Linked DNA regions of Homo sapiens: region 1 is linked to region 2. Evidence: chromatin contacts called from ENCODE Hi-C data. All regions are on one chromosome and are shown on one strand. Each heading gives the region's core, a stretch centred on a gene start or an enhancer-like site at or near the end of the contact. The rest is flanking DNA. Distances are from core to core; before and after follow the strand shown.

What was found. A loop is a pair of places that touch in the nucleus more often than their neighbours do. Pooled maps may share reads with other maps.
Region 1: a map of heart left ventricle shows a loop between it and region 2 (15-fold over the local background). The contact joins the promoter of ADNP2 here to the promoter of ATP9B in region 2. A Hi-C loop is called at or near these places in 3 of 168 maps with a recorded cell type or tissue (CD8-positive, alpha-beta T cell, heart left ventricle and naive thymus-derived CD4-positive, alpha-beta T cell), 5 of 37 single-sample maps with no recorded cell type and 16 of 50 pooled maps.

The regions. Positions count from the first base shown.
Region 1 is chr18:80,107,066-80,111,518 of GRCh38, forward strand. ADNP2 (ADNP homeobox 2) reads left to right here and starts at 2,197. Exons shown (of 4, transcript NM_014913.4): 1 at 2,197-2,407. RefSeq lists enhancers at 620-1,121, 1,948-2,449 and silencers at 2,259-2,418, 2,619-2,718.
Region 2 is chr18:79,067,698-79,071,863 of GRCh38, forward strand. ATP9B (ATPase phospholipid transporting 9B (putative)) reads left to right here and starts at 1,697. Exons shown (of 30, transcript NM_198531.5): 1 at 1,697-1,832. The coding sequence starts at 1,714.

The sequences.
Region 1 (4,453 bases), core at 947-3,446, 1.0 Mb after region 2:
CCTGTGGGACTCTGAAGTGGAGCTGCCCCCTTTGGCAGCCAGAAAAATAAAACTGAAACGTAGGAAAGAGATGGAGATACTGGTTTGGAATTGACATAACAAGGTTTGAATCTGTGGTCGAAATTAACAAGGGAGAAAATGCAGAAAAAAATGAAAGGCGTGGGAGTTCCAATACCCAGCACGGTGCCTGGCACACAGGAAGCGAGTGGCGCATATGTGCTGCACCGTGAAGGAAAAAGTCAGCAGGATCCCAGAGAACACCGCGTTCAAGGATGGGCCGGGAAGAGATGCAGGCGAAGATGAGGAAACAGTTCGTGAATATGGAGATGAAAGAGCCCGTCTGGGGAGTAGTGGGTGTGGGGGGGGGCGGCTTTGTGGGGGGAGGTCTGTAGATTAGGAAACAGTTCCCGAGTTTGGAGATTAAAGAGCCCGTTTGAGGAGTAGTGGTGGTGGGGCGGCTTTGTTGCGGGAGGTCTGTAGGAAAGGGGGATTGGTCTGTAGTAACAAATGGAAGATAGATACAGAAAGACGAGGCCTAAAATCTGTTTTGGGCTCAGCAATTAGGAGGGCGCTGGTGACCAAGGCGTTTCTGCAGAGTGGTGAGGGTGGGGGCGAGAGGCGTGCAGGGGGCTGAGGAGACAGACACAGGGACTGCTGTTTTGAGAAATGTGATAAAATGAGAGGTCACTAGAGGATCAATGGGAGACTGCAGGCTTTAACTACACTTTTCATCCCACCCATAATTTTGCAAGGAAGATATATAGGGACATCACACCCATTTACCACTGTAACTCAAAGTAAAATCTTAACTTGTCAGCAAACATAAAGGGCAAACTCTACTTCAATTATGACTTGTATTCATGTAGGAAAAAAGCAAATTTTGGTCAGGTCATATCGGCCCACCATTTAACACAGTTTTAAAACGAATATGGACATTAATTTAGTGCCTATTATGTGTTTAGTCACTGGGCTAAACTGAGCAGAAGGCTCCCATTGAGAGGGAAAAGCTGAAATTATGGACGAGCGGATGGTGACAAGGAGGCTCTGGAGAGGGCGGTGGGCGGAAGGCCCAGCCTGGGCACGGCCTCTGCCCCGCGGTGGCTGGAGTGGGCCTCAGGGCTGGAGGCTGGCGGCGGGTTGCAGGGGCTCGGCGCTCTGGAAGGAGACGTGGCCTTGTGCTGAAAGGGGCACGTGTCCTGCAGACGGCTTCGCCAAGAAGGAACTGCCTGGAACAGCCACTGAGGGCGCGGCTGAGTTAGGGTCAGGGGAAGGAACACTGGAGGGGAGTTAGGGTCAGAGTCAGGGTTAGTGCTAGGTGAGGTTCAGGTGCAGGGTCAGAATTAGGGTTAAGGTTAGGGGCACTGGGGGAGGCGCCTGCGCTGCCCTCGTGGTTACTCCCACGTGCTCTGGGGCACGAGGGCGTCCGCCAGAGGCCTGGGGACTCCACGGAACGAAGACCTAGAGCCATTTTGAAAGCCCTACGCCATGTTTCCACTAATTTTGTGGAATAAATTATTATTGCTACACAATTGATAAACACCTGTGCAAAAATGAACTTTTAGGTTAAGAGTTTATACAAATGTATGCAATTAACCCTCTCCCCACACAACTTGTAGTAGATCTAAAAATCAGAATTCTCAAGAGAAGGTGTGATCACTTTCCCACAGGAATGATGAAGTCAGGAGACCCCAGCTAGTCGGTTCACCAGGATATGCCAATCATGGCACACTTGTCCCAGTTCTGGGAGCCAAAGTTTTGTCTTCCAATGGCAAGGCAGCATTATCACAGTTGGGCTCCCATTGGCTCTGAGATGTGGGCGGGGTCACCACTCCTGGAGCTGCCACTAGCTCCACCCCATTCCATGCAAATGAAGTCAAAGCTGTGGTGAGTCCACGTGATTAGTCACATGGTTGATGACACACTCTCCCCACCCCTTTAGTGACGTCATTGCCCACTCAAACTCTCACGAGAGTTTGCACAGATGTGGAAAGGAGCTGGCAGGGCAGTTCCCTGGGACAGAAGGGAGTCAGGGGGTCCAACAGGGGCCCCCCACTGCCACCCCAGAGCCTCCAGTCCATCTTTAGCCAGGGGCCCCGGGGGGCCTGTGGGAAGTGCCAGGGGCCCCCAAGCACACTCTGCTCTCATTGGCTGGCTGCGCCTACATGCAAATGAGGGCCAACGTCACTTCCTGAGGCCAATCGAGCGCCATTTTCTCTTTCTGGCTGCGCGGGAGGAGGGGACCAGTCGCGCTGGGGGTGGGCGCGCGCTGAGGCGGGGGTCCCGCCGCGCGGGGCGGAGGCGCGGGCGGGCGCAGGCGGCCCCACGGGACGCGGCTGCGCTCGGCGGAAGACGCGGCAGCCCTGCGAGAGGCAGCAGCGGAGACGCGGTGCTCCTCGGGCGCCAAGCGGTAGGTACGGCCCGGCCCGGCGCGGGCCCGCGCGGCGACGCCCCCTGCCCCGGTCCTGGCCCCCGCCCCAGTCTGGTCCCCTCCGAGCCCCGCCCCCGCCGGTACCCAGCCCACACCCACGCCCGCCGCCTGCCCTCGCGCCGCCCGTGGCCGCCTCGGGAATCCCGGGACGTTCTCAGGGCGCGGGTTCGCGGCCCGAACGGCGCCCGTCGACCCCCGACGCGCCCGCGGCCCGCCCCGCCCGCCGCCGGTCACGTGGGAGCGGGGGCCGCCCCGGGAGGGCGGAGAAGGGGATGGGGACCTGAGGGGAGAGTAGGAATAGGGGAAAGACGAGGACGGGGACCGAGGGAGAGAGGGGGGCTGGTGAAGGGAGCGAGGAGTAGAGGGAGAGGGAACGGGGATGGAGAAGAAGAGAGGGGGCAAGGAGCTGTGGCGACCCCTGTAAGGACTCCAGAAACGCCCCGCCCGCTGGCCCGCCCGCCGCATCCCCGAGACCGGGTTCTCCTGGAAGCTTCTCTCTGGAGGAGCCTTGAGTGACGGCAGATGTAGGTCAGGAGCTGACGGTGACACCTAAATCTGCCCAGGTTTTTTTTTCCCTAGAAAGGTTTGAAGAACAGCTGATAACGGGGCCCTGTTTCTTCATCGTTGAGCTTTTGATGCGAATATCAATAATTGATATACAGATGTTGACTTTAACATTACTTTTCATCTGCCGTTGCTGGTTGCATTGAAATAGATTCCGTTTACAAAATTTCTACTACAGTTGACTTTGGAATGTTAATTTTAACTGCCCTTTTAAATACTGTACAGATGCAGAATGAGAAATAATTAGATATTTTAAGTAGTTTATTTGAACAGAAGACTTGCCTGCGTGCTTAAAACTTACTCTATTTGCACGGGTAATCACTGCCTCTTGGGATCTTGAGGAATATACTGGCTGTGGAGGAGTGGGGTGGGGGAGGAGAAACTGGTAAGCAGGTAACTGACAATGCAGATTGGCAAGTGGGGCAGCAGTTTGTAGAGTACTGTGGGCATCTGCCACGCAGAGCCTTTATCAAAAGAGGGGGTTTGGAGTCTGGGTACCATTTTTGGGGGTGAGGAGCATTAGTGGGAGAGAGGACCACATGTAAAAAGAGTTGTGTAAAGTACATGTTCAGCTGTATTTGGAAGTCGGTAATGTATGTGTAACTTATTTAAAGATGTTCTTGGAGAGTTGGCCATGTATGAGTGTGTATTAATATTTCGGTTAAATTTCGGTTGGAGTTAGGACTTCACTGCGAAGACAGCATTGAGCCCGTCGTCCTTAAACATGAAGTGACAGATGTGTGTTAAGAAAGGAAGTACAAGAGTGAAGATGAGACAAGAGGTTGTCCTACCGGCCCTCTAGTTGAGGGGAGGAACAGTGAGGGTTAGGACATGTCTGAAAGGAGTTGATCACTGTTTATGGGGGAAGATGACAGCTATGCTAAGATTTTTAGCTGAAGAGATTCTGGGATTTGGGAGACACGTTTTTAATTTGAACCCAAGTTTGCAATATGCTGTTGGTTAATTTATGATTGCCCTCATAAGTTCACCAATAGCATATTGCAAACTTGGTTTCTGCCCTGCCCTTCATCCTCTGGCTATCCTAGACCTGTTAGGGCAATGTGTTACATAGGTGGAAACCGGTATCTCCCAGTGATTTGAACCCAGATCTGCTGAATATATGATCCAAGTATTCTGTGTTTTTAAAGTTGCTTTTTAAAAAGTCCTGTATTCCAATAGTTGGGACATTTCATTTAGTTTTTTGGAGTTAATTAATAGCAAACTCAGTGCTTATGTGCTGTTTTGCATGTATTAACTCATTTATCCTCATAACTACTCTGTGAATTAGGTCATACTCGCCCTGTTTTACAGAAGAGCCAGCTGAGGCCTGGAGAGAGTAAGTGATTTCCTGAAGATTACACAGCTCATAAATGGTGGAGCTGATGTAAACCCGGGCACACAACTCCAGAATCCTTTTTGGTGACCATCGTTTTGTGCGATTTCACAGGAACTAAAAAAAAG
Region 2 (4,166 bases), core at 447-2,946:
CAGTAGTTGAGTGAGGGTGAGAAGATGCTGTTGTCACTGTCAGTAGTTGAGTGAGGGTGAGGAGACGGCGTTATCACTGTCAGGTACTGAGTGAGGGTGAGGAGATGGTGTTACAGTGCCAGTGCTGTGAGAATGAGATGGTGTTATCAATATCAGTTGTTGAATGTGGGTGAGAGATGGTGTGAACAGTGTCAGCGGCTGAGAGTGAGGTAGAGAAATAATGGGTGAGGCCATTGTCAATTAGGAGGCCATTGGCGTCTTTTGAAAGTAGTTAGTGTCTGTGGAGTGGCATGTATTCAGGTTACATGAAAAGCAGCTGAGAAGCAAACTGGCAATCAGAGTGGCAGCAACAAATTAAGAATATTCATATTCATAAAGACCATTTTTTATAATGAAAAAGTAATACATGCAGATGGGGGAAGATCACCTGAACCTTGAGAGGTGGAAGATGTAGTGAGCCGTGATCAAAACATTACACTCCAGCCTGGGTAACAGAGACCCCATCTCCAAAAAACAGAAAAGAAAAGCATTTATAAGTTCATGTTGAACAGTGTTTCAAACACATAGACAAAATTTATATGTCATGAAAATGGAATATCAGAAAAACATTGTTTAAAAAAACACAAAGTGAGTAAACCATTAATACGTGAGGTGAGCGGTGCATCAGCTTGCCGGCTTCCAGCTGCAGCGGGTGATGGAGGTGGAAGGGAGCTGTCCTCGGGACAGGAAATGAAACAAACCCAACCAAAGCCGTGTATTCGTTTATTCAATATCGTTTTGCTTTCTTGTGTAGACTGAGGGTGTAAACCTCGTTTCTGACAGTCGCCTATAGGACTTTTCAGCAGGCTGTGGGCCTAGAGGTGGGGGATGTGGAATCAAGCTAAAGACCCAGAACCAGAGAAAGAAGGAAGCAGCAGTGAGGAAGCAGGACAAGAACATCTCGGAAATTCAGCCCGGCGCGGTGGGCGCGCCTGCAGTCGCGGCGCTTTGGGGGCCCGGGCCACGTAGCACGACCCTGCCTGTGAACGCACAGACACCAGCGGTTCCAAGGGCGCGGGCAGGAAGCGGGCACCGAAGGCAGGCTGGAGAAGCGCGGGGCGGAAGCAAGAAGCCGCGCGGCGAGGAGGGCGCGTGGGGCCCCACACAGCCATGGGGCGCGCGTACTACTGGCAGCGCAGGCTCTGGACCGCTAAGGAGGCCGCGCGCGCCCACGCGTGTCCCCGGCAGAGCTTCCAGGAGACGGCTGCGAGGCCCTTCCACCCGCGGACCAGAGCGCGCCGGGTCGAACCACGACCCACGTGCAGGCCCTCGCGCGCTACCGGAAGGCCAGCCTGTGGCGCACGCGCGCCCCGCCCCGCCGATCGGTGACGTCATCGGGCCCGTCACGAGGCGGGGGCGGGGCCTCGGAACGCGACGCCCCCCGTCCCAGCTTTAGCCACTCGTGACGTCATTGCCCGGACTCCACTGCCTCCTGCGCCGCGCTTTTGCCACCCTGGGCACGTCATCGTGCGCCGACGCCAAACGAGGGCGGGGCCTAGGGACGCCACACCTTCCGCGCCGCCGCTCGTTACGTCATCGGACCTCGCCGCTTGGCGGAGGCGGGGAAGGCCCGCAGGCGGCGCCTCAGCCGGGGTTGGCGCTGAGGGGAGAGGGCGGGGAAAAGGTGGCGAATTGAGGGGAAAGTGGGAGGGGCGGGAAAGGGGCGGTCGGAACATGGCGGACCAGATCCCGCTTTACCCGGTGCGTAGCGCAGCGGCGGCCGCAGCCAACCGCAAACGCGCGGCCTACTACAGCGCCGCGGGGCCCAGGCCGGGAGCCGACCGGCACAGCAGGTAACCGAGGCGGCACTGGCCCCGTTCCCCGCCGACGCTCCCCGGGGCCCCCAGCCCACCGCAGGAACCCGGAGCCGGGCGGGTCTGGGGTCGCTACCGGCGCGCCCCATCTGTTCGCTGGGAGCCGGGAGTCCTTGGCGTTCTGAGCGCGCCGCAGCTGTGGCGTCCGCCGGTGGTGAGGGCCGCGGGCAGCTGCCGGGGCGAGCGGCTGCATCCCCGGGACGCCTGGGCCGAGCGTAGGAGCCAGAACGGGAGCAGAGAACCGCGGTCCAGTGTTGAGGGGTGGCTGCTCTCCTAAAGTAAACGGGGATCAAAAGTGCTAACTTCTCGGATACTTCAGAGTCTCCGAAACTTGTTCTTGTAGCCCTGTGAATTGTGAAGGTGACGGATGTAACTTTTAATTGCTTTGTTAAAAACACACTTCTTATTGAAATGACTTCTCTTCGACATTTCGATATCTTTGCTAGGCACACTTTTTGTTTAAACATATATATACAAAGTGCTTTTTGTCGACAAGTAATTTTGCTTTTACGAAAGGGAAATGGGGTATTGAGAACGGTTAACTTGTTTAGTGGGGTCACAGGTTAGCAGTAGAATTAGTGTACAGACCTTTCATACTCGAGATTGCATTTAGCTCATATTTAACATTTCTCATTCAAAGAAAAGAAAATTTTAAAAAGTGTTGCTTCTTATAGTTTTTGAAGTTTTATTCCAGAGGAATTGTCGAAAACATAATTTCACTCAATATGTAGTTGCTTCAGAATTTGAGTTTTTGAATAATTTTTGTTTTCGGCCATTTGAGAGACTAACATATAGCTCAAAGTACATACTGGAATGTTATAACGCTGATTTGAGTGTTTACCCACTAGCGATTTACTCTCGGGTAACTTATTTAAACTCAAGCCATGGTTTCCTCATCTGTAAAATGCTGGATAATATTTTTTCTTACGGGATTATTGGAGATTACAGTAGAACATGTGTAAGGTGCCCTTTTTTCAGTGCTTGGTTGGAAGTGGGTTCTGGTGTTACCTATAACAGTAATTGTGTTAGTAAATCTGTTTAATTTTAGGAGTTCTTTAGTTGGAAATGTGCCACCTGTTTCAAAATAGGTTTCCATCACAGATTGAATCCATTTTTGCCTCATGTACTTTGAAGCACTGTCATGTGGTGCACGCACATTCAAGATTTTTTGTCATCTCGGTGGATTGTTCCTTTCATTGTTAATGTTCCTCTGTCTCTGGTAATTTTCTTTGCTCTAAAATCTTTATTAGATATTGATGTCGCCATTTATGCTTTTTTTTGGATTAATGTTTGCATGGTATTAGCTTTCAACTTACCTATGTTGAATTTGAAGTGAGTTTCTTGTTGGATCTTATATTTTTTATCAACTATGCCATTCTCTTTTGATTGGCATATTTACACCATTTACATTTACGATAATTACTGATATGTTAGAATATAAGTGTGCCATTTATTATCTGTGTTCTGTTTCTTCTGATTCTCATTCTGATTCCTGTTTCTTTTTTTTTTTTTTTTTGCCACTTTTTGGGTTACTTGGACACTTTTTTGGTATCCCTATAGTGTGTTTGAGATTAGGTGTTGGTATAGTTTTTACAGTGCTTGCTCTGGGTATTACAATATACAAATGTGACTTATCACCATGGTGTATTGCTGTATTTCACCACTTCCAGTCAAGTGTGGAAACCCTTCTTTCACTTAGGTCCTCACTTTAAGTATCATGTCCTGGGTATCAGATGGTGTTACAGTTTTTGTGTCAGTCATCAAATATGGTTTATAAAACTCATGATGATAAAGATAGTGTATTGCATATACCACATACGCATATTTCCCCTTTTTCTATTGTTCTTCCTTTTTTTTTTTTTTGAGACAGGGTCTCACTCTGTTCTCCTGGCTGGAGTTAGTGATGCGATCGTAGCTCATTACAGCTTTGATCTGTTGGGCCCAGGCAATCCACCCATGTAGCTGGGACTATAGGCACATACCACCATGCCTGGCTAATTAAAAAAAATTTTTTTTGAAGAGACAGCATCTTGCTATATTGCCCAACTGGTCTCAAGTGATCCTCCTGTGTCATCCTCCCAGAGTGTTAGGATTAAGGCGTGAGCCATGGCTGCTAGCCTGCCATTCTTTTCTTAGCACTTGAAAAATCTTGTGCTGCTTCCTTCTTGTGTCCATGGTTTCTGATTAGGATGCTGCTGTCACTCAGATTGATGTTCCCCTGTAGATAATGTGTCATTTCTCTCTGGCTGCTTTCAAGTTTTTACTTTGTCTTTAGTTTTCAGAAGTTTAATTATGATGTGTCTTATCATGGAT